Linked DNA regions of Homo sapiens: region 2 is linked to region 1. The links are chromatin loops, found by intact Hi-C in ENCODE. Cell type or tissue: HCT116. All regions are shown on one strand. Links, peaks and the distances in the headings refer to the core of each region. The heading gives the core; the rest is flanking DNA. Region 1 holds the start of CA4 (carbonic anhydrase 4). Region 2 overlaps USP32 (ubiquitin specific peptidase 32).

Region 1 (15,300 bases), core at 4,192-12,191:
CACCCCCCGCCCCCGCCAGGCTCCCAATTCAGCGCTGGAGGTTAGGGAGGCCAGGGGAGCTTGCGACCCTCAGGGGCAAGGAACCCGTGTGGGAAGCGCGGCTTCCAGGACCCTGCCAGACCGCCCTTGCTCTGGCCGCGGGGCAGTCACCCAGCGCTGAGTCCCAGCGGGACGGACGGAAACCCACGGGCAGACGGAGGAGGCTGGGTGAGAAAAGAAGGCGTGCGTTGAGGCGGGTCCGAGAAGCATCCTTTTTTTTTTTTTTTTTTTTTTTTTTTTTTTTTTTTAAACGGAGCACCAGGCTGGAGTGCAGTGGCGTGATCTCACTGCAACCTCCACCTCCTGGGTTCAAGCGATTCTCGGGCCTCAGCCTCCCGAGTAGCTGGGATTACAGGCGTGTGCCACCACGTCCGGCTAATGTTTGTATTTTTGGTAGAGATGGGATTTCACCATGTTGGCCATGCTGGTCTCGAACTCCTGGGCTCAGGTGATCCACCCGCCTCTGCCTCCCAACGTGCTGGCATTTCAGGCTGGAGCACCCGCGCCCGGCCTGAGACGCATCCTTATCAGGGACTCCCAACTCGTCTCGCCGGGCCACGCGCACACACCCTCACCGCGCACACCCGTGCACACGCTCCCCCAGCCGGTGCTGACACGCGTGTGCACACACAAGCTCGCGCGCTGCCCAGTCCTCCCGCACCCTCGCGGCCCCCGGCGCACACGCAACCCGGGACCCCAGCGCCACCGACGCTCACCGGTCGCCCGCGGGGGGATCCTCTGCAGGGGCGGGAGCTGGGGGCACGGAGGGGACCGCCGAGGGGCACCTGGGGCCGGAGCCCGGGAGCTCACCTGCACTGGCCGATGGCCGCGCCGCGGAGAGGGCCAGGAGCGCCAGCAGCATCCGCATCTTGCGGGACAGCAAAGAGTCCTCTGAGCCGGGGGTCGCGCACCGAGGAGGCCGCCGCGGGTGCAGCGATCCTGCCGGCCTGGGTTTTATAGCGGAGCCGCGACGGGAGGGAGCCCCGACAGCTGGACGCGGGAGGCGGCTCCTCCCCCTGGCGGGGCCTGCCCTCCCCTCTCCACCTTCCCCTGTCCCTCATCTGAAATCCTCCGCTCTCCCCGGTCCCCCGCCCTGCCTGGCCACCTCTTGCCCTGTGCGCAAGGCCCCCTCACCCACTCCGCGTCCTCTCCACTCAGCAGCGGCGCCCTGCCCCTCCCCCATCCTACTCCTGGTCCCTGGTTTGGGAACAGGGACACGACACCACAAAGTGCTTGACCCACACAAAGATGAGTGCCCCATGATGACTTTGATCATTCTGGCGCCACCCCTGCGCAGTGGTCTTGAATGGGACCTTGGAATGGCCTTGGGGTGGGGGTGGGGGTGGGGGTGGAGATGGCCTCGAAGAGATGAGAGGCTGAGGGGCGTGTGATGCCGTTTGTTGAATCAGTGGCCGCAGAAAGGCTCTCCTATCTCTCTTTGGCAGTGGCCATTGATTCTCTGGGTCTCATCTCTTCTATTTCCTCCCAGGCTGCTCCAAACTTAATTTCTAAGCAGACCAAAGACCTTTCTTCGAATACAGAGCAAAGCTGTCCCTAAACTACTGCCCTTGCTGGTGTTTATGTGATGACCAGGGAGGGTTGATGGGGCAGAATTAAGAAATGGATTGTAAGAGGATTCGGTGAGGGAGAAGCTGATGGGGTCAAAGGGGAGGAGCTAGGTTCTTTGAGCCCCCCAGGTGGAGAGATGAGATGGGAAGAGAAGAGACTGGGGTCTGAATGGACCCCTGGTTCTCCCATCTGGCAAGACCTCCAGAGGAGTCCAGGGGAAGTTCCCTTAAGGGCGGCTCCAACATTTGGGGAAATGGGGTCCCCCCCATGCCCCCAAGCTGCCTCTTGTCTCCTCTCTTAGCTGTGCCCTCCTGCTACTGCAGGTCCTCTGTGTCCCACATGGGGTGGGGGCTTCTGTGGGAGTTTGGGAAGCTCAGGCTGGGGTGCGGGAGAGGGACGGGGAACCAGGCAGTGGACCTGGACCTCCTCCATCAATCCATCAACAGGAAGCCCCCTTTTTCTGGTTTAGCCACTCCCCATCCGCTGCCAACCTCTCAGTCCCTACCGACCTTCGAACCTGGGCTAGGGACTTCTGAAGGGGGATTGCCTCCCCCAGAAGGATTCAGGCAAAGATGCTTCCTCCTTGCTTAGGGTTGAGGCTGACTCCCCGCTCCTGGCCCAGGATCACACAGCCTCACAGAGCAGCTTTGATCCTACAGAGAGGCAGGAGGGAGGTGAGGGGGTGTCCATGCCAGGCTTAGGGCTCTATTGTCAACACCACTGTATAATGTAATCACCAGCCTGCGACCATGACAGCCACAGGAGGGATTCCACACCCAGAGCCTATTCTGGGGAGTGCATTTGTGTTCACAGGGCTATAAAAATGTCCCTTTCAGGACTGAGGAAGCCTGTTCCTGGGAATAAAAACCACCCCCAGGGAGTCCCTGTGACCTCTGGCCAGCCCCCTGATGAGCAGGGGAGAGGCTTGGGAAACTTTGGTGGGGTTAAGGGACTGTTGATCAATGATCCACTTTAAAGTTCATTGCATTCAGGCCCCCCAGGAGAGAGGGGGGCCCTGGGTGCATTTTGGGACCATAAAGATGGGTGAGGAGAACGAGTCCCTGGTAGGGCATCCCCTCTGAGGAATGCGGGAGGGGTAAAGCTATACACTCTCTTATGGGTGCATCTTAATTATGGGCACCACAGAGCCTGCACATTGGCGATGGGGTGGTGGACTGGTTCCTGCTCCATCTGCCATCTCTAACTTCAAGGTTACACAGGGTGAGTGGCCCTCTCTTCCTGTTCCTGGTCTTAACATTCTCAGCCTTATCTCCAGCCCTGACCCCAGTCCTGGCCTGCCATAAACCAGTCACCTGTCACTATTTAGACTACCTGGGGCCCTGCTTACCTGTAGGGGACAAGGCCTGATTTAGGGTCGTTAGAGCTGGAATGAGTGCTGACATGTCCCAGCGACTTACAGGGCCCATAAAGCTGCCAGCCCAGGCCACCTGAGTGGGAGAGCCCAGCCCAGCAGCCCCAGCCTCCTTCCTCTTACTCTGCAGAGGCCCCCAGTGTTCTGAGTTCAAGTCTTTGCTCTTCTTCTGACTCACGGATGACCTTGGGCAACTTTCCTGCACCCGGCTGATTGCAACTTCCTCATCTATAAACTGGAGATGGTAATCCCTGCCCGGCTGACCTCCACCAATAAACAGTTATTTGGAGTCTGCTGTGAACCAGGGCCTGCCCAGCCCAGACTCTCACAACCGGCCTCTCAGTGCCTGGGTGTAGCCACTGGCCCATGGCGGATGCAAAGATTAATCACACTCTTGTCCTCTGGGGATGTTTGCACGCATGGCCCTGTCAGGAACAGAAGGGAGGCCATGGGAAAGCTAAGGGGCTTTGAGACACATAACCCTGGAGTCACTTCTGGCTCCATCCACTTGCTCTGTGATGGCAGCTGAGCCTCAGTTTTCCTCATCTATGAAATGGAAATCATCCCCCAATCTCTCTCAAAGATTGCCCTGAGGCCTCAGTGAGCTAAAGTCTGAGGAGGCTGGGCCCACGGCTTGGCACATTGGCACATGTGGCCATGACCTCTAAGCAGAGTCCCCTTAGCTGGATTAAATCTGACCCTAGGCAGGTGTGGAGGCAGCATTGGGTGGGATGGAACATTGAGTTAGCACTGGAGAGGGGCCCTGGCACATCCAGGCTCTTCCTGGGCTCCCAAGGGCAAGGAGGAGAGCCCTGACTGTAAACCTGGGAACATGAGGTTCAGATGCAGCTCCCGCTGGAACTGTGAGAGCCATGGAGTGGAGGCACAAAGGGAGCTGAGACCCTGCACCCCTGGGTTCACAGCTCAGGGGAAGGTCAAATACATTGCCCTAAACAGAAACCTATCATACCTTATGCTCAGCGTCGCAGGAGGGCAGAGAGAATATCAGGCAGAGGGTCAGAATAGGAGTAGGAGCCACACTGCCCGGGGTCTACATCCCAGACCCGACACTCAGCTTTCACCCCCGTCAGGCTCAGTGTCCTGATCAGGAAAATCACCAGCCTTCGACCATGATTTTAAAAAAAAACCAAAATAACAAAAAACACAGCAGAAATAAAAACAGCAGCTGCCGGGCACAGTGGCTCATGCCTGTAATCTCAACACTTTGGGAGGCCGAGGTGGGCAGATCACTTGAGGTCAGGAGTTCGAGACCAGCCTGGCCAAGATGGAGAAACCCCCGTCTCACTAAAAACACAAAAATTAGCCAGGTGTGGTGGCGGGTGCCTGTAATCCCAGCTACATGGGAAGTGGAGGCAGGAGAATCACTTGAACCCAGGAGGCAGAGGTTGTAGTGAGCTGAGATTGTGTCACTGCACTCCAGCCTGGGCAATAGAGCAAGACTCTATCTCAAAAAGAAAAAAAAAAAAAGAAAAAAAGAAAACCAGCAATACCTTCACAAGAGCGTGGTTAAAATTCCACAAGGTAATGCTGGGTGAAGGGCCTGTCTGGACACTTACTGAGTGCTCAGTAAACCTCAGCTGTAATTCTTAGTTGTTAAGGCCACAGTGGCCTTATGCCCAGAACAGCACAGGAGCCCAGAGGAGCAGCCCCTAACCCAGCCTGTAGGAAAGAGACTGGGGAAGCCTCCCTCAAGAGATCAGACCCGCACTGAGTCTTCAAAGAAAAGTAGACTTTAACTTAAAAAGGGAAGGGAGATGCAGGTGAAGGAAACAGAATGAGAAAAGGCATGGAGGTGAGGCTGGAGAGGGGTTTGGGACCAGACAGGGCTTGTCTGTTAGGATTGGAAGGTTGGACTGATCTTTCCTTTGGTGCGGGATAGATATCAAGATCTTAATTTTATAGACTGGGGAACATTCTCAGAGAGGGTCACTCGACCCCAGAAGCAGGTAGGGATCCTCTGTTACTTCTATGAGTTACAGAAGAGGAAGCTGCGGCTCAGAGAGGGCAGTGGTTTGCCCAAATTCACAGCAAGGAGAGAGGAGTACAGGTGGGATTAGAACTTTGGTCTCCTGCTCCACTTCCCAGTGCTCTTTCTGTGCCATCTCACCTCCTCCCAACACCACATACTTCCCTCCCGCTGGGAGTCCCAGCCTCCATCTGCCCTGGCTTTCCTCACCCGCAGATTCTCCGCTGACTCGCAGATTATTCAGGGAAAGGTTTGCAGAGATTCCAGCTTTTGTGTTCCCAGAGAGTGAGATTAAATCCACACAAAAGAAGGGTTAGTCAATAGCCTGGGCTCCACCTCTCCCCAGCCTGGATCTCTGCTGTATTCCAGCAAAGACGAAAAAACTCCTTTCCTGCCAGCACCTGTGGAGGCTGCGTGCCCTCTTCCCACCCTCTATGCCTGCCCTATTTCTCTGGACTGTGCAGAGAATCTGGGGGAGGGGAGGGAGGGGAGGGAGGGGGCCGGCAGAGAGAGCTGGAGACTGTCACTAGGGAAGGACAGGAGCCTTTTTGGTACAGGAGTTGGCAGAAACTTCTGGCCCCGAACATTTTGAAATAACAATAGCAGTAATACGTGTGGAAAAACCCAGTGATAGAGGTGACATATGTTCTGTTCCTCTCCTGCAGAAAACTCAGGAATACTCCCCCGTGGTCGTCCCCTCCCCTCTCAGCATCTTGGCCACAACAGCCCAGGCTCACACCAGCAGGACACTGGGATCAGAGCGAGGTCAGATTTTGCAAGTGTGTTCATTTACATTCTGGTTTTGTGGTGGAGGGATCCCCTAAAGAGGGTGATGAGGGGGAATTGGGTTGGGGAGAAGAAGAGCCACACGAGCAACTTTGGTGGGGAAAGGAATGGTCCTTCCTTAATTAACATTGTGACAACATTAAGAAAACAGGCTCGCGGGTGGCTTGGCGGTGGCTCGCACCTGTAATCCCAGCAATTTGAGGGGCCAAGCCTGGCAGGTTGCTTGAGCCCAGAAGTTCGAATCCAGCCTAGGCAAGATGGTGAAATCGGTCTCTACAGAAAATACAAAAATGAGCTGGGCATGGTGGCACATGCCTGTAGTCCCAGCCACCTGGGGGGCTGAGGCTGGAGAATCACTTGAGCTCAGGAGGTGGAGGCTGCAGTGAGCCAAGATCACACCACTGCACTCCAGCCTGGGGCCTGGGTGATAGAGTGAGACTCTGCCTCAAAAAAAAGAGAGAGAGCGAGAGAAAGAAGAAAAAGAAAAGAAAAGGAAAGAAAAAAGAGACTTGGCCAGGCACAATGGCTCACACCTGTAATCCCAGCCCTTTGAGAGGCTGAGGCAGGAAGGTCACTTGAGCCCAGGTGTTTGAAAACAGCCTGGGCAGCATAGAGAGACCCTGTCTCTACAAAAAATAAAAAATTAGGGGAGTATGGTGGTGCACGTCTATAGTCCCAGCTACTCAGGAGGCTGAGGTAGGAGAATCCCTGGAGTCTGGGAGATCGAGATGGAGGCTGCAGTGGGCTATGAGCATGCCACTGTACTCCAGCCTGGGCAACAGTGCAACAGTGTGAGACCCTGTCTGTAAAAAGAAAGAAAGAAAGAGAGAGACAGAGAGAGAGAGAGGAAAGAAAGAAAAAAAGAGAGAGGAAAGAAAGAGAGAGAGAGACAGAGAGAGAGAGGAAAGAAAGAAAAAAGAGAGAGGAAAGAAAGAGACAGAAAGAAGGAGAGAAAGAAAGAAAAGAAAGAAAGAAAGAAAGAAAGAAAAGAAAGAAAGAAAGAAAGAAAGAAAGAAAGAAAGAAAGAGGAAGAAGGAAAGGACTAGCAGGGGTGGGGGCTCACACCTGTAATCCCAGCACTTTGGGAGGTGGAGGCAGGTGGATCATCTGAGGTCAGGAGTTTGAGACTAGCCTGACCAACATGGTGAAATCCCATCTCTATTAAAAATACAAAACTTAGCCAGGTGTGGTGGCAGCGCATGCTTCTAGTCCCAGTTATTCAGGAGGCTGAGTCAGGAGAATCGCTTGAACCCGGGAGGCAGAGGTTGCAGTGAGCCAAGATCATGCCACTGCACTCCGGCCTGGGTGACAGGGCAAGACTCTGTCTCAAAAAGAAAAGAAAAAAAAAAAAGAAAAAAAGGAAGGAAGGAAGGCAAGCAGAAAGGAAGGAAGGAAGCAAGCAAGCTCTTTCAGGGGTGTGTGTGTGTGTGTGAACTTCTTTTTCCTGATTACCCAAATAACACTTGCTCATTGTAGAACATTTGGAAAGGAGAAAAAGAAACATTATTCATAACCTTATTTCCCAGAGGCAATCATTTTACAAATTTGATGTATTTTTAAGAAAAAACACCTCACCTCAATCCGTGTTTAATTTTTCTGTGTCCCCTGCAGCCTTTATCTATATGCAAGCGCGCTATTGACATAGTGAACAATGGAGGGTCCTGCTTTTTAATGTCCACATTTCAGTGTAAACCTGAGTCCGTGTTACTGGGCAGCCTTTGCAACTTTCATTTTGTGGCTCCACAGTACACCCAGGTTGTATCATCAGCTCACTCCCCATTATAAAGAACATTGCAGCAAACGCCTTCCCGCTAGATGGACAGGGCCGCTGGATGGGCAGGGAACCTGGGAGTCTCAGCTCCTCTACCCAGCTCCCTACTGAGGGGAGCTGCCCTAACTAAGTTCATGAAAATAGTTGAGGAGTGCGGTGGGGGCTGGTGAAGGTCCCTTGGCGGCCAGTGGGAGAATCAGAGCCTGGAGTCCTCACTCTGACCTCTGATGTGCCTGTGAGATGGGAAATATGTGTGAGGTTGGGGGTGAGGTGGTTCTGAATAGATTTGCAGCGTGTGAGAAAAAAATGTGCTTGTGGGCGACTCCTCCCTGAGTGCCCTTGCACCACATTGGCGCCCTCTGCTGTCCCTGCTCGTCTAATACTTTGGAAGTTCTTTCTGTGTAACTGTAGACCAGTCTGTCCTTCCTGTCTCCTTTCCATTTAGGGGAAGAGTATCATTTAACAGCAATGAAATAGCATTCAGAGAATTGAAAAAAAACTCTTTAGGTCCACCCCAAACCCAGTACCCAGAACTTTAGCCTCCTTCAGGAGACTTCCCTATTGGAACTACTCTCTCTCTCTCTTAGATATTGAGTTGGGGGTTGGGGGGATGGGGACTGAGACAAGCAGTTGAGAATAAGGCAGCAGTTTCCCTGAAGACCCTGTCCTAGCCACTCCCTTCTCCAGGTGTGGCCCTGGGGAGGGATGGCTGTATTACAGCCCCAGAAAGAAGCCAAGCATTTGGCAGCTCAGCTCACCTCCTGCATCTGATAAGGGTGACACATGGGTACACGTGGGGTGGTTAGATGGGTCTTCCCTGCCCCTCCGTTTATTATGCAAATGGGGAAGTGGGGAATGGCTTTTTCCTAGCAAGTAACTCCGAGATTTCCGAAGTTTAATGAGCCTTGTGTGGTAAAGGATTAGGGGCAGGCCTGGCTTCATGGGGCAGGGGCTTGCATAGTTGCAGAGCAGCTGCACTTAGAAGAGCTTCACATTTTCTTTTTTCTTTTCTTTTTCTTTCTTTTTTTCCTTTCTTTTCTTGAGACAGAGTCTCAATCTGTTGCCCAGGCTGGAATGCAGTGACGTGATTTTGGCTCACTGCAAACTCCACCTCCCTGGCTCAAGTGCTCCTCCTACCTCAGCCTCCCTGGGATTACAGGCACAAGCCACCACGCCCAGCTAATTTTTTTTTTTTTTTTTTTTTTTTTTTGAGACAGAGTGTCTCTCTGCCGTCCAGGCTGGAGTGCAGTGGTGCGATCTCAGCTCACTGCAAGCTCTGCCTCCCGGGTTCACGCCATTCTCCTGCCTCAGCCTCCAAAGTAGCCTGGACTACAGATGCCCGCCACCATGTCGGGCTAATTTTTTTGTATTTTTAGTAAAGACGGGGTTTCACCATGTTGGCCAGGCTGGTCTCTAACTCCTGAGCTCAGCTGATCCACCCGCCTCGGCCTCCCAAAGAGCTAGGATTACAGGCATGAGCCACCTCACCCTGCCCACATTTTTATTTTGTAGCTTATACTGGAGGCTGGGGTTTAGGGGAGCGGTGTCTGTCTTCTGGTTGTATCTCCACCCAGCCAGGGCGGGCGGCAAGGGTGTTGAGATTCTAAAAGCCGTGAGGGAAAGCTCCCCAGGGCCCAACCTCCCCATACAATTCACAGGACAAGTCTGGAGTGAGCGAGGACTATGTCCATAAAAGGAAGGAAAAGACAAGACAATGTTGCCCAATGAGTCAAGCGTGATCGTCGCACAAAGAAGCAGGGCGCTGTTCCCCAGAGCAGGGCCAGTTCAGAGAAGAGGTCGGGAGCAGCTGGACGATAGAGAACAGTCCTCCTACCAGCAGCCCTAGGGCCCTCGGCTGGCGCAGGTTCTGCTTTCTCGCGGGAAACGCTCCCCTACATATGCTCGCTCACAGCCCACCGCCCCGCGCCGCTGCAGCTTCTGTGCCCCGGAAAGCCTCTCCAGCAGCCTGGCAGTGCTCGAGGTGAGCACAGCGTTTCGGCCTCCCGAGCCTGCCTACTCCTCGTGGCGATGTCTGACAGCTAGGTCAGCGGCGCGACGTCCATGGGGGCCCTGCGCGCTGAGCGCGACGTCCAGCCCGAGCGCGGTCCCTAAGCGGGCCAGCCTTGGCCTGGGGCGCCGTCTGAATTGGGCGCTGGCTGCACACTCAGCTGGCCTGGAATGCCCTGGACGGCACCTGCCTGCTTGACTTCTGCCTCTACCATCTGGTCTGGCATTTCGCCCCAGGCTGATGATAAGAAGGTGCCAGGAGGCCCTGGGACACCGCGCAGGAGCACGGCGGGAGCCATACTGGGGCATAGCCCTGGACTGCCTCTCTGAACTGGCCTGCTCTGGGGAAGAGTGCCCTGCTTCTTTGTGCTACGATCATGCTTGACTCACTGGGCAATATTGTCTTGTCTTTCCTTTCTCTTTCTTTTTATGGATATAGTAGCCCTCATTCACTCTAGACCTGTCCTATGAATTGTATGGGGAGGCTGGGCCCTGGGAAGCTTTCCCTCGGCTTTTAGAATCTCAACCCCCTTGTGGTCATCCAAGCTTTCCAAAAAGGAAAGACATTTCTTTTCTTTTTGTTTTTCTTTCTTTTCTTTTTTTTTGACATGGTCTTGCTCTGTTGCCCAGACTGGAGTGCAGTGGTGTGATCATAGCTCACTGAAACTTTCTGGGCTCAGGTGATCCTCCCACCTCAGCCTCCCAAGTAGCTGGGACTACAGGTGCAGTGCCATCACTCCCGACTCATTTTTATGTTTTTTGTGGAGACGGGGCTTCACTATGTTGCCCAGGCTGGTCTCGAGCTCCTCGGCTCGAGCGATCCGCCCGCCCCGGCCTTCCAAAGCGCTGGGATTACAGGCATGAGCCACTGTGCCTGCCCAAGCTTGTGATTTTATATGCTCAGGAGCAAAAATCTGGTCCCGAAGTGGCTGTACCCAGTGTCAAAGAAGGGCATATTCACTTTGTGAAAGATGTGCGGGAGGAATTCCAGGGGTTTTTCTCTCCTGCTTCGCAGGTAGTAGCGTTGGCACAGCTTGGATGGCCACACCGCGGTTGAGATTCTAAAAACCGAGGGAAACCTTCCCGGGGCCCAGACAATTACAGGACAGGTCTGGAGTGAGCGAGGACTATCTCCATAATAAGTGAATTCCTGCCAGTGCCGGGACAGAGCATGGGGTTCGAGCTTCGCCCACCTGTCCCGCACTGCCTGGGACTGAACAAGGCATGGACCTTCGCTGAGCCTCTCAGGCAAGCTCCGACCTCCCCGGTGCTTCCGGGTGAAACCCGCGGTGGTCTAAACAGTTGAGGCAGGCGACGATCCATGAGGGTTGTTGGACCAGTGCGGACGCGTCTTGGAGTTCGGGTCGAATCCTGAGTGGAGGCTGTAGCGCGGACGCGGCTTCCGGTAGGTGGCGGAGGGGCGTGGGGCACTTCAGCACCACGGGGTGGACAGCACCCTGGAAGCAGCTGCGGAAGCCTGCAGCCGAGGTCGCAGCCAGGCTCCCCAGACCCCCGCCTGGTTCCGCGGTCTTTACCCTGGAAGTAGAGGCGGAGGGACAGCCCCAGCGGGACCGAGCTTCGAGACCCGGACCTCACGGCCCACAAGCTGTGCGGAGTTTGGGCCTGCGCTCGGGGGATCTTGTCGAGTTGGGGTCAGGGATGAGGAGGAGGGGGCCGCGGGCGAAGGCTGGCGATTCATCCAGCAGCGCTCAGCAGAAGACCAAACCTTGGTCGCGCCCCTGGAGCCCTCTTTTCCTTGGAATTCCAGTGTAGACACCGTCGCGGGTGCTGGTTGCAAGGGACCCTCAGGTCCCCGCTGGCCCAGACTTGCAGCCTCGTCTAAAACCTCCCGCCCCAGGTTAAAAGGCAAAATAACGGCACCTGGAGGGGCAATGGAGCGCGGACGGGCTGTTCGAGGGCAGCGGGGCAGAACGGTCCCGCTGCGCAGCGCTATGACCGGGACGGAAGCCATGGACCGTTTCTGGGAAGCAGGTAAATGGAATTAAGTAGATTTAAGATTCCAAGGCGTTTTACACGCGGTCCCTTCTGAGCCTCTCAGCAGCCGAGGAAGGTAGGCCCAAGCATCAGCTGTCATCCACGAAGGCTCTCAGAGGGCGGCCGACGCCTCCACGTCACACAGCCGAGGGTCTCTGAAGCCGGGACTCGAATCCAGGGTTCTGCACACCAGATCTGCTGCTAGTCCTCGGCACCTGCTGCCTCGCGGGAGCCCAGTCGCCTGCAGGACAGGGAGTCCCTGCAGCTGCCCCGTTCGCTGTGCCTCCGGGGTCAGTCGTGGGCGCCCCAGTCCAAGCGCGGCCTCGGAACCGAATGGACAAAGACGACGGGGGCTGGAGACGCGTAGGGATGGCTGCGGCAATTACGGCCCTAGGAGGGGGAGCGCACCGCGCATGGGGACCGTGGACAGGCGGGGCCCCCTGATCCAGTCGGAATGAGGCGCGGGGCTCCCGGTTAGCGACTTGCCTATACACAACGCCCCATCTCCTGAGTTCGCTTTCAAGGCCCACCCACTGTTCCACTCATTCAGCGCTGGGCCATTCCACAGGCAGTTCCCCCGAGCCGGCCAGGTTCCACCTTCTGGCTGTTTCAGCTTCCTGAATTTCTTATCCCACCTGCCCGCAACAGCCTTCTGGACCAGCCTGGCGGGACACAAGGCGAGCCCCTGGTACTTAGGAATGTCCACTAGTCAGGGTCTGCACAGTTGCTGCAGCCAGCCAAACACTTTGTTGGGGACGAAGGAGAGGGATCTCTGGTGACTGGGGAGAGCCCAGGTCCAGCTTTTGGGGGCTAGGGAGCTACACTGTGGAGGGAGCCACACCCTGTCCTCTGGGTGACCAGTGAGGACTATACTCACTGTGCACCAACAATGTCAGATATTTCTTTCCTGGACGCCCAGGAAGTTCTCCTCAGACCAGAACTTAGTCCCCGCTTTCCAGCAGCTGCTCAAAATATATAGTCTCTTGGCCAGGCACGGTGGCTCATGTCTGTAATACCAGCATTTTTGGGAGGACAAGGCAGGAGGATGGCTTGGCCAGGAGTTCCAGACCAGCCTGAGCAAGACAGTGAGACCTTATCTCTACAGAAAAAAAAAAAAAAAAAAAAAAGCTAGGCCTGGTGGTGCATGCCTGTAGTCCTAGCTACTCAAGAAGCTGAGATAGGAGGATCATTTGAGCCCAGGGGTTTGCAGCTGTAGTGAGCTGTGTTCATGCCACTGTACTCCAGCCTGGGTGACAGAGGAAGACCCTGTCTCTATAAAAAATTATATATAATATTATATATTACATATAATCTTAGCAGGAGGGGTGGCTGAAAGCAGGCCTGGGTAGGTTTTGTAAAGAATGAGTTCACTGGACTCCTCTGCAAAACTCTACCTGTGGAACCCAGAGCCAAGGCCTTGCCACTCCCTCCCCACTGGGTAAGGCACAAGTGGCAAGTGGGCCAAGGATAAGTGGTAGGGGGACACGAGGGTGTCCAGCCTGTTAAAATGGTCACTGCAGATGTCATGCTGGCCTGGGAGCAGTAGAGCTTGGAAAACATCTGCTGCTGCCTGCCTGCCCTGATGGTCCCAGAGATAGGGTGAGGAGTAAATGATTCAGGGCAGGACCCCACAGCTGATCAGCTGATGGCTTGGTTGGGCACAGCAGATTCAATTTTTGCCTTTTTTTTTAAAATATACAGAGTCTTGCTCTGTTGCCCAGGATAGACTGCAGTGGTATGATCTCAGCTCACTGCAACCTCCACCTCCCGGGTTCAAGCAATTCTGTGCTTCAGCCTCCCGAGTAGCTGGGACTACAGGCTCGCACCACACGCCTGGCTAATTTTTTGTATTTTTAGTACAGATGGGGTTTTGCCATGTTGGCCAGGCTCGTCTCGAACTCCTGGCTTCACGTGATCCGCCTGCCTCGGCCTCCCAAAGTGCTGGGATTACAGGTGTGAGCCACCACGCCCAGTCTAGCAGATTCAATTTTTAACAATCTTCCTTCTCTGTCCCACCTTGGAGCCCTCCTGATTTTGTCTGTTTATCTGGTAGGGCCTGCTGTGCTCCTTGCGGATGTGACCAAAGCTCTGAAGCACAGGGTCCCCGCCTGATCTTCCCTTGCCTCTCAAATGTGGCACCCTCCTTCAGCTTGTATATCTGGGCTTCATGTTCTGAGGCAGGAAACTGGATATTGCTGAGGTACAGCCACTCAGCTGGGACCACAGAAGGCAGAAGAGGAGAGTTAGAAACAGGAGAGGACATAAAGTGGGCACCTTCTCATCAAGGACTGGCGCCTAGCCTGGGAGGCCTCCTTCCTGCTGAATATAATCACAATAACACAATAATAACAGTAGCTCCCAATTCTTGCCCATTTACTATATGTCTCTGCCAGGCATGCTGCAAGTGAGTTATATCCATCATTTCATTTAATCCTTTCAGCAATCTGTGAGGTATGTGCTGTGATGATGTTCATTTATACACATGGTGCTGGTAGAAGTTAAATTACCCAGACCACACTGCCAGAAACAGCTAGGATTCCGGCACAGGCCTTCTGACTTCAGATGCCTCTCAGATGCTTTCCTGGCCTTGCAGGGGTTTTTCTCTGTGGTGCTTCAATGCCCCATGGAGCACGACCTCTCTGATGACCTCAAGACAAAACTCTGCAAAAGAACCCCAGCAGGGTATCAGGCTGGAGGAGTGTGTGTCGGGGGGGGGGGGGGGGCGGGTGTGCATGTGTAGAGGGTGATTAGGTGCATTCTGGATAAATCAGAGTGCCAAGAGGGACTCCCCCAAACTTCCAAGGTCCTTTCAGGGTTGGACAGCCAGGAGAAGGTGGCTTCCTCAAGAAAAGAGGTACTGCTGGAGCCTGTCCGCCCTGGCTCCTTTCAGATCTGTGGGTAAAAGGCAGCCAGTGGCTGAGCTGGGAGTTCAAGAGGAGCACAGGAGCATGCAGGCCTACAAGTCTGTCTCCTTCCTGTCTGCTGATGAGAGCAGCTTGATGAGAGTACAGCTCCTCCCTGGGGATCTCAGAGTCTGATGGAAGTGACATAGTTTATAACTAGGGGCACAAGGACCATGCCTGTTTCTCATAGGGGACCCAGCACCAGGGCAGTGCCAGATACACAACGGGAGCACAATACATATTTGTGGATGGACAATGCTCATTTTTATTTTTCTTATGCCTCAGTTTCCCCGGCGATGGTGTCCTGGACTGAAGAGACTGACTGGAGTGCATGTTACTGCCGACAAAGTTTCAGAACACCGGCCAGCGCAAGACCACCGACATCAGACTGAGATACAACGGCAGCGATCCTGGATTTGCAGGGCCAGGATAAACAAGGGACTGTAGAGACCATTTTGTCCCATTCATTAATTTTTAGGCAGAACACAGATCTAGAGAGAATAGATGACTTGCCCCAAGCTACCCCGCGAAGGAGGAGGAGGGCCACGGATAAATAGTGTGCTTCGAGAATCTTAACTCTTCGGGGTCAACCTCTCCTTCTACGCCAAGGAAACAGGATCTTCCTGCAACCCCCCGAGACAACCACCGAACAGTCACCCAACTTAGCACTAGGGCCCAGACGTTCCGTCGATCGAATGTACCACGCTCGATTTCTAGGTCTTTAGCACAACGCAGGATAAGTCGATTGGTCGTCCCTGCCGGTCGCTGCTGAGCGCTGATTGGCTCCGGCTTGGGAAGCGGCAGAAAAGGCCGGCGTGTGGGGCGGGCCTGGGGAAGGGACTCCCGCGGCCCTAAGGTGCTGGCGGGCGTT
Region 2 (15,300 bases), core at 3,720-11,719, 86 kb before region 1:
CAATAAGGCTGTTTTGAAGAACATCATTGGTTACATGAACATTCTGCAAAAAATGTAATTAATTAATTAATTGGAAACACCAGTTGTTTTTCTAATTTTTTTTAATTTTTAAGTTTTTCCCAGAATCTTTTCCTGAAGTAATTATTCTTGATACTGCCCTATGACTCTTGAAATTGGTTTATCAATAGAAACAGTGTTGTTTTACTAATTGGGTTTTGGCAGTCTCTCCTAATTACATCTAAATGTTTCGCGGTTTTCCTTATAAAACTTCTAATGATAATTTTTGTGCGTTGCCACCTATTTCACACTTTGTTTGATGTATTTAATTTCTTTTGTACATACAGAGGATGGTTAGAACGAGAGAGCAGGTATGGTCTGCAAGCAGGACACAACTGGTTTATCATCTCCATGCAGTGGTGGCAACAGTGGAAAGAATATGTCAAATACGTGAGTTAGATTCCTGTCTATTTACATTTTTCACAGGATTTTCAGCTGCGTGAGACTTCCAGCCAATAATAAAATGCTATGACTACCAGCCAATAATAAAATGCTCCAACTTAAATAAAGATTCGAAGGGAAAGGAAATGAGTGTTTATATGATACTTGCTATGGTCTAGGCTTTGTGATTACACTTCCACATACATTTCTTTCCTTGCAACAACCCTAAAAAAAGATAATATTGGGTACGGGGGTACCTGCATATGTCACATACATCACATCTCATTTATTTCTCGCACCACCCTTGTGAGGAAGATAATATTATACCCATTTTACCTGTGGGGAACCTGGTGCTGAAAGAAAAAGTAACCTGAATGTCATGATCAGGGTGGAAGATCTGGGATCAAACCGAAGGACTGACTTTAAAGCTTATATTCTCTCAACTACATCATTTACATTGTCCTTTATTTTACCTTTTCCATTAAAATGGAATTTTTTTCAGAACTAGAAAATTGAAAAGAGTAATGCCAAGAATCAAGTATTTGCCTTCTTGGAGAGCCAACTGATATATACACTCATTGCCAAATGATCACTAACGAAAATTCTAATCATTTGATTCCTATTTGCCTGTATTTCCTCTGTCACTGCTTATTATCAGAATATTGGTAGTTACATACTTTTTACATTATCTATCTCATCATTCTTTCTCATCCTTTTTCCATTTTGCAGAGTTTATTAATGTGTTTTCACATGTAAAATATATTAATTGGGAAACACGGACTTTGGTGTCTCTGAAGGAATAAAAAGTAGGCAAATGACTTCCTGGACCTTGTAGGTAGATAATGATGGTATGTGTAGGTAGAAAAATGAGAATATTGGGGTACAGCATCAGTCATTATTTTGAAATACTTTTTTGGTTTTTATATTTGTAGCTTGGCCTTAGAATGAGTGGTTGTTAATGTTTTAATGAGTATAGACTCAAAGAATAACCTAGTTTTGTCTTGGATGTATTACGTTTTGTTTTCCGTAGGAACACAATAGAGATCTTACTCTTAGCAGCGTGTCCCTTATAAACAGACTGAACTGCACTGACAAGAACATGAACCTGGTTTATTGTTGCCTACCATAGTCCTTTTGTGCACTAAAGAAATTTGGGGAGGGTAGTAAGGGAGAGGTATACATGGGAGAATCTACATATTCCCTTCTCCACTCTGGCATTTGATATTATTTTCTAGCATGCGTCTGTCAAATGCAAACTTTAAAATTTACTTAAGAATGAAGTCTGGCTGGGCCTGTAATCTCGGGACTTTGAAACGCCCAGATAGGGGGATCACCTGAGCCTAGGAATTCAAGACCAGCCTGGGCAACATAGTGAGACTCCATCTCTACAAAACAAAAAAAAATTTTTTTTTTTCTGAGACGGAGTCTTGCTTTTGTCGCCCAGGCTGGAGTGCAGTGGCGCGATCTCGGCTCACTGCAAGCTCCGCCTTCCAGGTTCACGCCATTCTTCTGCCTCAGCCTCCCGAGTAGCTGGGACTACAGGCACGTGCCACCACGCCCGGCTAATTTTTTTTTGTATTTTTAGTAGAGATGGGGCTTCACTGTGTTAGCCAGGATGGTCTCAATCTCCTGACCTCGTGATCTGCCCTCCTCGGCCTCCCGAAGTGCTGGGATTACAGGCGTGAACCACCACGCCCGGTCCAAAAAAATTTTTTTTTAAATTAGTCATGCTTGAGCCGGGTGTGGTGGCTCACACCTGTAATCCCAGCACTTTGGGAGGCCAAGGCGGGCGGATCACGAGGTCGGGAGATCGAGACCATCCTGGCTAACACGGTGAAACCCCGTCTCTACTGAAAATACAACAAATTAGCCGGGCATGGTGGCAGGCGCCTATGGTCCCAGCTACTCGGGAGGGTGAGGCAGGAGAAAGGCTTGAACCCGGGAGGCGGAGCTTGCAGTGAGCCGAGATCGCGTCACTGCACTCCAGCCTGGGCGACAGAGCAAGACTCCATCTCAAAAAAAAAAAAAAATTAGTCATGCTTGGTAGTGTGCGCCTGTAGTCCCAGCTACTTGGGAGGCTGAGGTGGGAGGATTGCTTGAGCCTGATAGGTCAAGACTGCAGTGAGCCATGATCACACCACTACACTCCAGTTTGGGTGACAGAGCAAGACCCTGTCTCATAACATAAATGAATAAATAAAGGCAAACTTAGAGTTACAATAAACCTGGGAGGAGAGGAGTATCGCTTTATATGGAGAGAAAGGAGGCAGAGTATGGGAATTTATTCAATAAGATGGGGAAAAATGTAAGTGGAGTAACAGCAGTACTTTCTGAAAATACATATTAATTAGAAAAGTGTTTTTACTAAATAAAGAGACAGGGAACTATGGCAACTTATTAATAAGGTGGGGGAAATGTAAGTTGACTAATAACAATCCTCTGAACATGTTTTAATTAGAAAAGTGTTCTTTTCTAAAAGTAAATGCAAATAACTGCACACTGACAGATTTTTTAAAAATGTTTTTAAACTGAATTCAAGTAACCTTTTTAAAAAAGTGACATTCTGGGCCTTGTTTCCTCCATGTGTAAAATTAGAGTAATAATAATAATCGCCCTCATAGTGTTACGAGGATTAAATGAGTTTGATGCATGTTAAGTGTTTTGTTGTTGTTGTTTGCTTGTTTGTTGAGACAGGATCTTCCTTTGTTGCCCAGGCTGGAGTGTAGTGGCACAATCATAGCTCACTACAGCCTCAACCTCATGGACTGAGGCAATTCTCCCACCTCCTGAGTAGCTGAGACTCCAGGCATGCACTACCACACCTGGCTAATTTTTTGATTTTCTGTAGAGATGGGGTCTCACTATGCCTGCCAGGCTAGTCTCGAACTCCTGGGCTCAAGCGATTCTCCTGCCTTGGGCTCTCAGAGTGCTAGGATTACAGGCACCCAGACTCTTGTTAAGTATTTTAAAACAGTGTCTGGTACATAGTAAGTACTAAATAGGTAGCTATTATTATGAGAAACTTCAATAAGGTAATTGTAGTGAGCTTGGACTCTTGTCCCTTGCACTTGCTTTATGACCTTGAATAAATTACTACTTCTTGCTCTACCTCAGTTTTCACATATGAACAATGAGATTAATAGTAATATCTATTTAAGTAGGGATGTGAGAATTAAATGAGTTAATACATGTGAAGCACTTAGCCCAGTGCCTGGCAGATAGAAACTCTATATAAGGTTAAAGGTAATAATGGTGGTAGTAGTAGCAGTAGTTATATGAGGATTTAAATTTCTTCTTTCATGCCAGGCATGGTGGCTCACGCCTATTATCCCAGCACTTTGGGATGCCAAAGCAGGCAGATCACTTGAGGCTGGGAGTTCAGCACCAACCTGCCCAACCTGGAGAAAACCCGTCTCTACTAAAAATACAAAAATTAGCCGGGTATGGTGGTGTATGCCTGTAATCCCAGCTACTCAGGAGGCTGAGACACAAGAATAGCTCGAACCTAGGAGGCAGAGGTTGTAGAGAGCCAAGATGATGCCACTGCACTCCAGCCTGGGCAACAGAATGAGACTGTATTTAAAAAAAAAAAAAAAAAAATCAAATTTCTCTTTCCAGTCCATGTGGCCACTTTGACAAACGCCTTGTTTAAAAAAAAAAAAAAAAAAAATTTGGGCCAGGTGCAATGGCTCACACCTGCAATCCCAGCTCTTTGGGAGGCTGAGGCAGGCAGATCACTTGAGACCAGGAGTTCCAGACCAGCCTGGCCAACATGGTGAAACCCCGACTCTACTAAAAATATAAAAATTAGCCTGGCGTGGTGGCGTGTGCCTGCAGTTCCAGCTACTTGGGAGGCTGAGGCAGGAGAATCGCTTAAACCCAAGAAGCAGAGGTTGCAGTGAGCCGAGATCATGCCACTGCACACCATCCTGGATGACAGAGTGAGACTCCATCTCAAAAAAAAAAAAAAAAAAAAAAGAAAAAGAAAATTAGTGTTGACATGTCAGATAATTTGATCTTAGAGCTTCATCTGCCTACCTAAGAGAGTACTTAGCTTTAATTTTTTCTCTTCATAAAATGACATATTTACTTACGAATATTACTAATTGTGAGGGTAGTATGTTTCAAATACTGGCAAGACTAAATGGAAAGATCAGAGACCAAGGGATCAGGAAAAATGAGCCATCCTTTCTTAGAAGTGGCTAACCCCAGATTTGCTGATTCACTGGAGCATGAATAATTTGATTGTGTCTCTGCTCATGGAATCTTACCAGTCTTTCCCCGCTTTAATGTGTCAAGCTTTATTCTTCTATGTGTAATCTCCTAAAAAAATGTAAATGGGGAAGAATGGTGAAATCTTTTCTATCATTATTACATTACATAATGTGTATCTTCCTTTTTGAGAACTATGAAGGAGCAGCTATTACTATTCACATGCAGATTTTCCTATTTAGTTATCACGTAACTTTAGAGCTAGAAGATACTTTAAATCACCTTTCGTGCCTCTCTCCCATGGGCTTTGGGGGGTCCCTGTTCTCCTTAGCCAAGGCTGGAGGCCAAGAGCAGCCCTCGAGGATCGTCGTCAGGACTGCCACGAGTGGGGCAGCCTTGTTTTCCTGCCTCAGACATGTGTAGTTGAGTGGGAAATAAAAGGAATGAAACACCTCTCTTCTCTGAATTTACAAATGAAGCCTCTGAGGTCCTTAGGTTTTATAATTGCCCAAAGCTGTATCAGACAATTATTTTATTACTTTATCTAGCACTCTAGAGCTCAGTGTCCTGAGTCCTGCCTTAGTACCTAATCTGTTGCTCCATGCTGCCCTCTATTTTTCCAAAGCTAGCATTTCAGTCACTAGTGAAATATGAAATTGACATAACTGTTAATTGATTCTTGTAACATACCTATGTACAGGGCATAAAAAGTAGTAGTATCATCAATAGAGAAAAAGGTGAATCTTGACCCATATTTTAGAACACATAAACTATTTATACAACTCACAGGGAATCCTAAAATCTCAAAATAAAATTCTCTTATATTAAAATAAGTACCTAGTCCTTTTGTGAATTGTTGACTCAGAAAATGAGGACATTTCTCTCTACAGGTGAAACTTTACCTATTTAGAAATCTATCTTCTGAAAACCAGGGTTCTAGGATAATTTTGAATAGTTCCAGACCCCTGAAGTCAATAAAAACAAAACATGATCCTTTGATGTTTTAGAAAAACAAAAATTTCCGCAAGCAGCCAGAAATGAACAGTCAAAAAAAGCTAGTGACTCTAAGATTCTGCAATATATAACTGTGATTGGTTTGTTCATCTTATAGAAGGAAAGTGGTAATAAGATTAATCGGATGAAAAGGTAGCTATTTCACTGAAAGCCAAGAAGGGTAGAAGGAACAAGAAAAATAAGCGTGTAGGAAGGGGAAGAAGGAACCTGAGTTGTGCTGACAGTTTCAGGCAGTGGAGAACAGTGAGAGCATCAGGTTCCTGTAATAGAAAAGAAAGCCGAAGACAATGAGAAGACAGACCAGTCTAGTTTGTTTGGAGCATTGGAAGAGAAGCAAAGAAAAGCCCATATTCTCCAAGTCTAAAGGTTATTACTCACTGTACCATGTTAAAAGCATGTGGTAGAACCGCAGTTGCTAGAGGCAAATGTTGCAATCTCTGAGAAGTTATTAGAATCATCCTGTTCACAAATTATTATAAAATTTAGCCTAGCAAATTTAATGCCTGGTAATATTTTTATTATCCTGTTTTCTTGCCAGTGATATATATAGATTTAACCTATGGACTGAGCTCTTCAGAATGAGAAGCATTATTACAGGAATGGTTTCATTTACATTTTCTTTAGAAACATAGGCACCATGTAAGACTTTCAAACATGTTAAAACATTTAAGATACAATTCCAAATATTACTCCTTGAAATTCTCTTACATGCCCATCTTAGAGGAAAACTTGAAGAAAATTGTTTGCTCAAATAGACCCAATCTTCCTCAAAATATATTACTACAAATTTTTTAGAAAGTAATTTGTGGTCGGGCGCAGTGACTCACGCCTGTAACCCCAGCACTTTGGGAGGCCAAGGCAGGTGGATCACCTGAGGTCAGGGGTTCAAGACCAGCCTGGCCAACGTGGCGAAACCCTGTCTCCACCAGAAATACAAAAATTAGCCAGGCGCAGTGGTGCGTGCCTGTAATCCCAGCTACTCCGGAGGCTGAGGCAGGAGAATTGCTTGAACCCAGGAGGCAGAGGTTGCAGTGACCCAACATTGCACCACTGCACTCCAGCCTGGGCAACAAAGCGAGACTCTGTCTCAAAAAAAGAAGGAAAAAAAAAGTAATTTGTAATGCATCAACTTTATATAAATGGAATATAGAAGTGAGTATAAATTTATAAACGGATTACCTTGCCAAAAATGTGATGGTTATTGAAACATCATTTAAGATCACTTATAGCAAAACTAAAGTGATTTTTCTGGAGGAAAACAAAGTGACTTGGAAGACTTTAATTTTTCTCAAAGGTGGCGCTGTTACTCTTTCAAAATGGTTTTGCTGTCTGTCTTGCTCCATCTTTATGGGCAGGAAGCAAATGACCTGAAAACTAAATAAATCTAAATCTTCTTCTAAAACACAAGTTCCAGAGCAGGTAGCAGATTTAATAACAAGTCAATTTCTAAGCTCTTAACATCTGGAGCACATTATAAAAACAAATGCATGAGACTATAATCCTCACTAGGGCAATAGTTATTAATTCTGGCTGCATATGTAGTGAGATCACATAGAGAACTTTAAAAATGAAAAAATGCCTTTGGCCGGGTGACTCATGCCTGTAATCCTAGTACTTTGGGAGGCCAAGGCAGGAGGATTGTTTGGATCCTCCAGGAGTTTGAGACCAGTCTGGGTAACATATTGAGACCCCATCTCTATGAAAACTTTAAAAATTAGTTGGGCATGGTGATGCATGCCTGTGGTCCTAGCTGAGGTGGAAGGATCACTTGAGCTCAGGAGTTCAAGGGTATAGTGAGCTATAGGCGACTGAGCAAGACCCTGTATTAAAAAAAGAGCCTTTGCTATACTCCAGACTAAAAAAATCAAAAAGCATAAGTGAAAAAAAAAAGTTGAATTGATTTAAATAATAAGGCATTTATGTTTATGGAAAATTTTCTTTTGAAACCTAATTTAACCAGGTGAGGTGGCTCACACCTGTAATCCCACCACTTTGGGTGACTGAGGCAGGAGGATTACCTGAGGCTAGAGTTTGAGACCAGCCTGGGCAATACAGTAAGACTCCATTTCTACCAAAAAAAAAAACAAAAACAAAAAAAACAAAGAGTCTCGCTCTGTTGCTCTGGCTGGAGTGCAGTGGCATGATCTCAACTCACTTCAACCTCCACCCCCTGGGTTGAGGCCATCCTCCCACCTCAGCCTCTCAAGTTACTGGGGACTAAAGGTGCACACCACCATGCCCCACTATTTTTTTTTAATATTTTTTTGTAAAGACGGGATCTATCCACGTTGCTCGGGCTGGTCTCCAACTCTCCTGAGCTCAAGTGATCCAGCCACCTTGGCTCCCAAAGTGCAGGGATTACAGACATGAGCCACCATCCCTGGCCAAAACTTGTTTTAATTAAAAAAAAAAAAAAAAAGAAAAAGAAAAAAGAAACCTAATTTAAATGTCATGTATTTTGTGTTGGTATGAATTCCATATTAGAAAAGCTGTGAGAAGCTTGATATTATCTTTAAGAAAATTAACACTTAGGACTAATTTATACTTCTTTTTTGACATAGATCATTTTGGTTCTACTGTCTTGTCTACAGGATTTTGGTTTCTAGGCCAGGCACAGTGGGTCACGCCTGTAATCCCAGCACACTGGGAGGCCAAGGCAGGTGGATCACTTGTGTTCAGGAGTTTGAGGCCAGCATGGTGAAACCCTGTCTCTATTAAAAATACATAAATTAGCTGTGTGTGGTGGCAGGTGCCTGTAGTTCCAGCTACTCAGGAGGCTGAGGCAGGAGAATCATTTGAAGCTAGAGGCGGAGGTTGCTGTGAGCCGAGACTGCACCACTGACCTCCAGCCTGGGCGACAGAGCTTGACTCTGTCTCAAAAAAAAAAAAAGAATTTTGACTACTTTGGTGAACCATCTAAATTTTAAAAATTGATGGTCCAAAATTCATATGTAATATAGATTCCTACTTCTTAATCATTTTTTTAAACTATGGTCACCATTTTTCTCATGTAATGCCATACAGTTAACTTACATAAATAATTATGCCATTTTTACTTAAAATTTAAAAAAATTTTTTGGCTACTAAAGTGAAGCAGTGGTAACAGACAAGGAACAAAGAAATTTATAACTGTTTGTGATTAATTAGTTATTTAATCATATTTTCAAAGGAAACTTTATATCACTACTTTAAGTAGAAAACTTATGTCCACTGGGCACAGTGGCTCACGCCTTTAATCCTAGCCCTTTGGGAGGCCCAGGCAGGAGTATTGCTTGAGGCCGGGAGTTCAAGACTGACCTAGCCAACATAGCGAGACCCTGTCTCAAAAAAAAAAAAAAGAAAAGAAAAACTGAATGGGCATGGTGGCTCACGCCTGTAATTCCAGCACTTTGGGAGGCCCAGGCGGGCAGATAACCTGAGGTCAGGAATTCAAGACCAGCCTGGCCAGTATGGTGAAACCCTATCTCTATGAAAACTACAAAAATTATCTGGGCTTGGTGGCATGCACCTGTAATTCCAGTTACTCGGGAGGCTGAGGCAGGAGAATCTCCTGAACCTGGGAGGTGGAGGTTGCAGTGACCCGAGATCACGCCACTGCACTCTAGCCTGGGTGACAGAGTAAGACTCCGTCTCAAAAAAAAAAAAAAAAGAAAAAAAGAAAAGAAAACTAGTGTCGCTTGCCAGAAATAGAAGGCAATAATATTATTAAATTCCAGCTAATAGTGTTGCCTTTTGAAGACTCTGCTATTTAGGATTGTTCTCTCTTTGTTAAAAAGAGAAATAGAGAAAATATGAAATGTTAGATTAGCATATTAGCACTATATAAACAATACAATGTTTGGTGAAAGAAAAAAATATGATTTTTTTTTTTTTTTTTTTTTTTGAGACAGAGTCTCACTCTGTTGCCTAGGCTGGAGTACAGTGGCGCAATCTCAGCTTACTGCAACCTCCCGGGTTCAAGTGATTCTCTTGCCTCAGCCTCCCGAGTAGCTGGGATTACAGGAGCCCTCCACCACCCCCAGCTAATTTTTGTATTTTTAGTAGAGATGGGATTTCACCATTTTGGCCTCCTGACCTCAAGTGATCCATCTGCCTCGGTCTCCCAAAGTGCTGGGATTAAAGGTGTGTTCAGTTATTGTAGAAGGTCACATAGGTATAAGTCATAGCATTGCCCTTCACTCTATGTACATACACCACTCATCTTTTACATATATACATATTTTTCAGTCATAAGAACTAAAACACAGTTATTGCTAAATGATGGAATCTGAGTACATGTGATATTTTCTTCATGTTTTCTATATTTTCTACATTGACCATGTAATCTTTAATAATAAAAAAATTATATACATTCATGTACTATGGGAAATAAGGAAGAAAAGAAAAAAATTTAAGCTTTATTTACTTTTAATGTTAAAAAAATGGCTGCCAACAGAATAGAGTGTAAATTACTTTATGTGGCACAAAATCCTTCACAGTCTGTTTTGTCTACCTTGCCAATTTTATCTATATACATACTTTTCCTCCTGAAAGAGATTAAAATATAGCTATGTATTAGAATGTTTTTAAATGTCTGTGGCCAACCACAGGAGACTTAAAAAAATAGATAATTGTGAGATTTGTTTCTGAAGACTACATAGTTGTCAGATTATAAACTTTGCTTCTTATTCTCTGATTTCCTGATTTTAGGATGCCAACCCTGTGGTAATTGAGCCATCATCTGTTTTGAATGGAGGAAAATACTCATTTGGAACTGCAGCCCATCCTATGGAGCAGGTCGAAGATAGAATTGGAAGCAGCCTCAGTTACGTGAATACTACAGAAGAGAAATTTTCAGACAACATTTCTACTGCATCTGAAGCCTCAGAAACTGCTGGCAGCGGTAAATATGACCTATTCCCCTGAGGTTTATTGGTTTATTCCCCCTGGATAGGTCTTTCTTTTCTTTTCTTTTTTTTTTTTTTTTTTGAGACTGAGTTTCACATTTTGCCCAGGCTGGAGCGCAGTGGCGCGATCTCTGCTCACTGCAACCTCCACCTTCTGGGTTCAAGCGATTGTCCTGCCTCAGCCTCCTGAGTAGCTGCGATTACAGGCACCCGCCACCACGCCTGGCTAATTTTTGTATTTTTTTAGTAGAGATGGGGTTTCACTATGTTGGCCAGGCTGGTCTTGAACTCCCAACCTCGTGATCTGCCTGCCTCGGCCTCCCAAAGTGCTGGGATTACAGGCGTGAGCCACCATGCCTGGCCTCCCCATGGATAGTTATTAAGGCAGTCTAATTTGACAGAGGCTGTAGTGAATATGGTAATAGGAGATCAGGCTTCCATTAACAGAAATAAGTTTTGAATGAAATGGTCAATTGTAAAATTCTTGAATATATTAGTATTTTTACAAAGAAAACCTCTTTTCCATATTATACTTCATTAAATCTCTCAATATGGAAATATTTTCACTATTTTCTTTTGAGACAGGATCTCGCTCTGTCACCCAGGCTGGAGTACAGTGGCATAATCACGGCTTACTGCAGCCTCTGCCTCCTGGCCCCAAGCAATTCTCCCACCTCAGCCTCCTAAGAAGCTGGGACTACAGGCACGCGCCACCATGCCCAGCCATTTTTTGTGTGTTTTTATTTTAGGGATAGGGTTTTGCCATGTTGCCCAGGCTGGTCTCAAACTCCCAGGCTCAAGCAGTCCTCTGGCCTCAGCCTCTCAAAGTGCTGGGATTACAGGCATGAGCCATCACATGCGGCTATTTTCACTATTTTCATCAATCAAGCCCCATCTTTCCCTATTGCTATTAAATTATTTAGTCAGTAAATTTAAATTTTCAAAGATAGTCATCTCCAGGACTCTCTCTAGCCATAAACATAATTAAATTAAATGCACCCCACATCAGATTCTATGTATATTTCAGGCCAAAATATGGAGATTATTTTGTTAAAATACTGAGAAAGAATTCAGATGCCTCCCATAATTCCCTTTAGGCCTTGGTACTTACCTAAAACTTCATGTTTCCACACCTACAAGGAAGATGCTGTGGTATTTCTATGGCCCAGCTGAATTGAGTTGATTGCTGTTATTCTGGTACAGTAGCAGAACCCTCAATCTTACCCTATTGTTATTTATTTATTTACTTAAAGAGACAGGGTGTCACTCTGTTGCCCAGGCTGTAGTGCAATGGCATGATCATAGCTCACTGTAACCTCCAGTTCCTGGGCTCAAATGATCCTCCTGTCTTAGCCTACCTGGTAGCTGGGACTACAGGTGTACACTGCCACACACAGCTAATTTTTTAATTGTTTTGTAGAGACGAGGTCTCATGTTGCCTGTGCTGGTTGCAGTCTTCTGGCTTCAAGCAGTCCTCCAGCCTTGGCCTCCCAAAGTGCTGAGATTACAGGCATGAGCCATTCCTCCTGGCGTGTGTTATTATTTCTTCCAAGATGTTCTTTTCCTTTTCTGTGGAAGGTGTAAGCAAATTGGACAGAGCTAGCATTTTCTTCACAAAGCTCCTTGTAGAATCTGCTTCTTCCCTCCCTTTCTGGTATTACAAAGATCACTTAGCAGTCCTAGAAGTGCTGTCATCAGCTTTAACATGAGGATTATTTCTTAACCCCATCTAAAGATCCTGTTTGGTATGTGCTTACCATATAACTTGTGACACCCAAAGGCTGCATACCACAGGCAGAAGGTTACAAAGTGATGACTGCTAGATTGTTTACCAAAGATTAGCATGTAGTTGAGAGTTGAAATGGCTTAAAATACCACTGAGGCTCACAACTCTAAGCCATGGTTAATCATCTTCTGTGCATATTTTCGTATTGTAAAGATCATGTATTTCTTTCAAAAGAACTTGTGGACATTGAGTTCATAGATACAATAGGATCTAGCCCCCATTACTCTTTTGTTGGAGTTCTTGTTTTAGTTTTCTTTTAATTTAGTGACTTCATATCACCATTATCTACCAAGAACATTTGGAATATTTTTCTAGTTTGAGGAAAATAATTAAAGGATGCTATGTAGAAGCCCAGCCACTTAGCCCAGCTCTTCCCTTCCAGTCGGAGGACATATAATTCTCATTATGAATTATTAGATATTCTAGGAGGGTGGCCAAATGTTCATTTGGTAATAATTTTAAAAGCTCTTATTTTTAGTACCATGCCATGTATTGTTCAGAGAAGGATAACATTTCCTGTCTTCTACAGAATTACCAGAATCTTAATCTGTACTGACATGTCAACAGAGTAATACAATACATGGGCATTGAGTTCATATCCTCAAGCCTGTTTATGTATAATAACTAAAAATAAGAGATTCTATCCTCTTTTTTTTTTATAGGCTTTCTGTATTCTGCCACACCAGGGGCAGATGTTTGCTTTGCTCGACAACATAACACTTCTGACAATAACAACCAGTGTTTGCTGGGAGCCAATGGGAATATTTTGTTGCACCTTAACCCTCAGAAACCAGGGGCTATTGATAATCAGCCATTAGTAACTCAAGAACCAGTAAAGGTAAGTAATTTTACATCTAAACTTAAAATTATTCTCTTGCAAGCTATTAATAAATTTCATTTCAGAGGTTTTAGCACATAGCAAAACATTGATGGTTCATTTAATTACTGTATTATAGATGGACATCTCTTTGTATAGTACATTTCTGTGAGAATATTTATGATTTAGAACTTACATAGAAGTAGTTTAGTAACCCTTGGCATTATTGTTATTCTTACTTAGGACAGCTATTCTGAAAATGTTGTTTCACATACGCTATGTATGAATTTTTTTTTCCAAACTAGTATTTTTTATTGTTTGAAAGAAATCTGTGAAGTTATTTCAAGTGCTTTAGTGATTTTTCCAAATGATATGCTTTGAGTTTCATTTCTTACATAGTTTATTTTGAAAGTCAAAAATAAAAATCTCTCATTAAAAATTCAGTTTTTTTGCTGGACGTGGTGGCTCATGCCTGTAATCCTAGCACTTTGGGAGGCTGAGGTGGGCAGATCACCTGAGGTTAGGAGTTTGAGACCAGCCTGGCCAACATGGTGAAACCCCGTCTCTACTAAAAATACAAAAATTAGCCGGGCATGGTGACGTGTGCCTGTAATCCCAGATACTCGGGAGGCTGAGGCAGGAGAATCACTGGAACCCGGGAGGCGGAGGCTGCAGCAAGCGAAGATCGCGCCACTGTACTCCAGCCTGGGTGACGGAACAAGACCCCGTCTCAAAAAAAAAAAAAAAAAAAAAATTAAGTTTTTCCAGCAACATGAAACTGGGTGGTGATATATGAGTTTGTTTTCCTGTTTCTAGGTATTGCTGAGACCCAAAAACTTTTGTAATATTGAAAGTCAACATTGTCATTCTATTCTTTCTCAGGCTACATCATTAACACTAGAAGGAGGACGATTAAAACGAACTCCACAGCTGATTCATGGAAGAGACTATGAAATGGTCCCAGAACCTGTGTGGAGAGCACTTTATCACTGGTATGGAGCAAACCTGGCCTTACCTAGACCAGTAAGTATAGTTAATAGTGCCTTATATAAGGAGCAGTCATAGATGGGGGTCTTCTGTTACTTTTTCTATGTGACTCTCACTAACCACAAAGTAGCTCTTACCTTGTGGTAGAAGAGTGTTCTGAACCTGTGTGGATTGTTCAATGTTAAGTTCCTTCACATTCGTTCATTCATTCATAAATAAAGGCAAGGAAATAGGAGGCTGTTGAATGTGTTATCCACATAAAAGTAGACATCACCTAGGATATGTGGAACTTAGGCTGGAGGGGAAGACAGGCCAAGAGCCAGTGCCAAAAAGTTCAGTGAATGTAGGGCGTGATGCAGAGGTTATTTCTGAAACTACTATTCCTAACAATCACACAAGTATCTAGTTAGGGATTGGATTCTTCTTGTAGCTTTTGGTGGATTTTTGTGGTTTATGTTTTTGAAGGAGGGGCATATAAAAGATCACAACATATGATAACAGAATATTATATTAAAATATTAGTATATAGCACCATTTGTTGTGCTTACACGGTAAACAGCACTCGGTACTCTGGACACTCACTTTTTACATTGTTGATGAAGTAAAATATAACAAGATGTTTTGGTGGGATTTGTTTTGGTATATTAAGAAACACTCTTCCACCTGTAATCCCAGCACTTTGGAAGGCCGAGGCAGGCAGATCACGAGGTCAGGAGTTCGAGACCAGCCTGGCCAACATAGTGAAACCCCGTGTCTAATAAAAATACAAAAATTATCCAGTGTGGTGGCACACTCCTGTAGTTCCAGCTACTTGGTAGGCTGAGGCAGGAGAATTGTCTGAGCCCAGGAGGCAGAGGTTGCAGTGAGCCAAGACTGCACACCATTGCACTCCTGCCTGGGTGACAGAGCGAGATTCCGTCTCAAAAAAAAAAAAAAGAAAGAAACACTCTTCCTTTTATAATGTCCAAGCTAAAACTTCCTTATGCCAGGAAGGTTTTGTATAGATGAGATATGGTACGTTAACTTCTAAAAAGAGTAAAAATCTGTTATAAAACAGACTAATGTAATTTTGATGTTGATTTTGAGTTCTTAATAATTACGTTTATGAAAAATAACCTCAAGCTCCAGGGTTTGAACAATATTCCCACCTCAGCCTCCCC

What was found. Peaks named below come from ENCODE experiments on the same cell type or tissue, not always from the same donor. Only the 100,000 strongest peaks of a DNase experiment are listed, where the experiment ranks them.
Region 2: it touches region 1 in a loop (10-fold over the local background); 10 of 110 quality-filtered maps call a loop at or near these places.

The regions. Positions count from the first base shown.
Region 1 is chr17:60,135,642-60,150,941 of GRCh38, reverse strand. CA4 (carbonic anhydrase 4) reads right to left here and starts at 969. Exons shown (of 8, transcript NM_000717.5): 1 at 850-969. The coding sequence starts at 907. It overlaps LOC100996660 (a long non-coding RNA gene), which reads left to right and starts at 15,298. Exons shown (of 3, transcript NR_187530.1): 1 at 15,298-15,300. RefSeq lists enhancers at 7,856-8,365, 9,072-9,628, 10,285-10,818, 11,353-11,886. In HCT116, for the core only: CTCF peaks have their summits at 7,888 (motif pointing left), 8,662 and 10,914 (motif pointing right); DNase peaks (open chromatin) are centred at 7,881, 8,288, 8,661 and 10,941; H3K4me3 peaks cover 1,580 bases; H3K27ac peaks cover 510 bases.
Region 2 is chr17:60,221,285-60,236,584 of GRCh38, reverse strand. USP32 (ubiquitin specific peptidase 32) reads left to right here. Exons shown (of 34, transcript NM_032582.4): 12 at 345-447; 13 at 10,354-10,546; 14 at 12,999-13,174; 15 at 14,036-14,176. It also overlaps SCARNA20. Among named protein-coding and RNA genes, the nearest start is that of CA4, 79 kb to the right of the region's middle. In HCT116, for the core only: CTCF peaks have their summits at 5,256 and 6,979; DNase peaks (open chromatin) are centred at 5,284 and 6,964.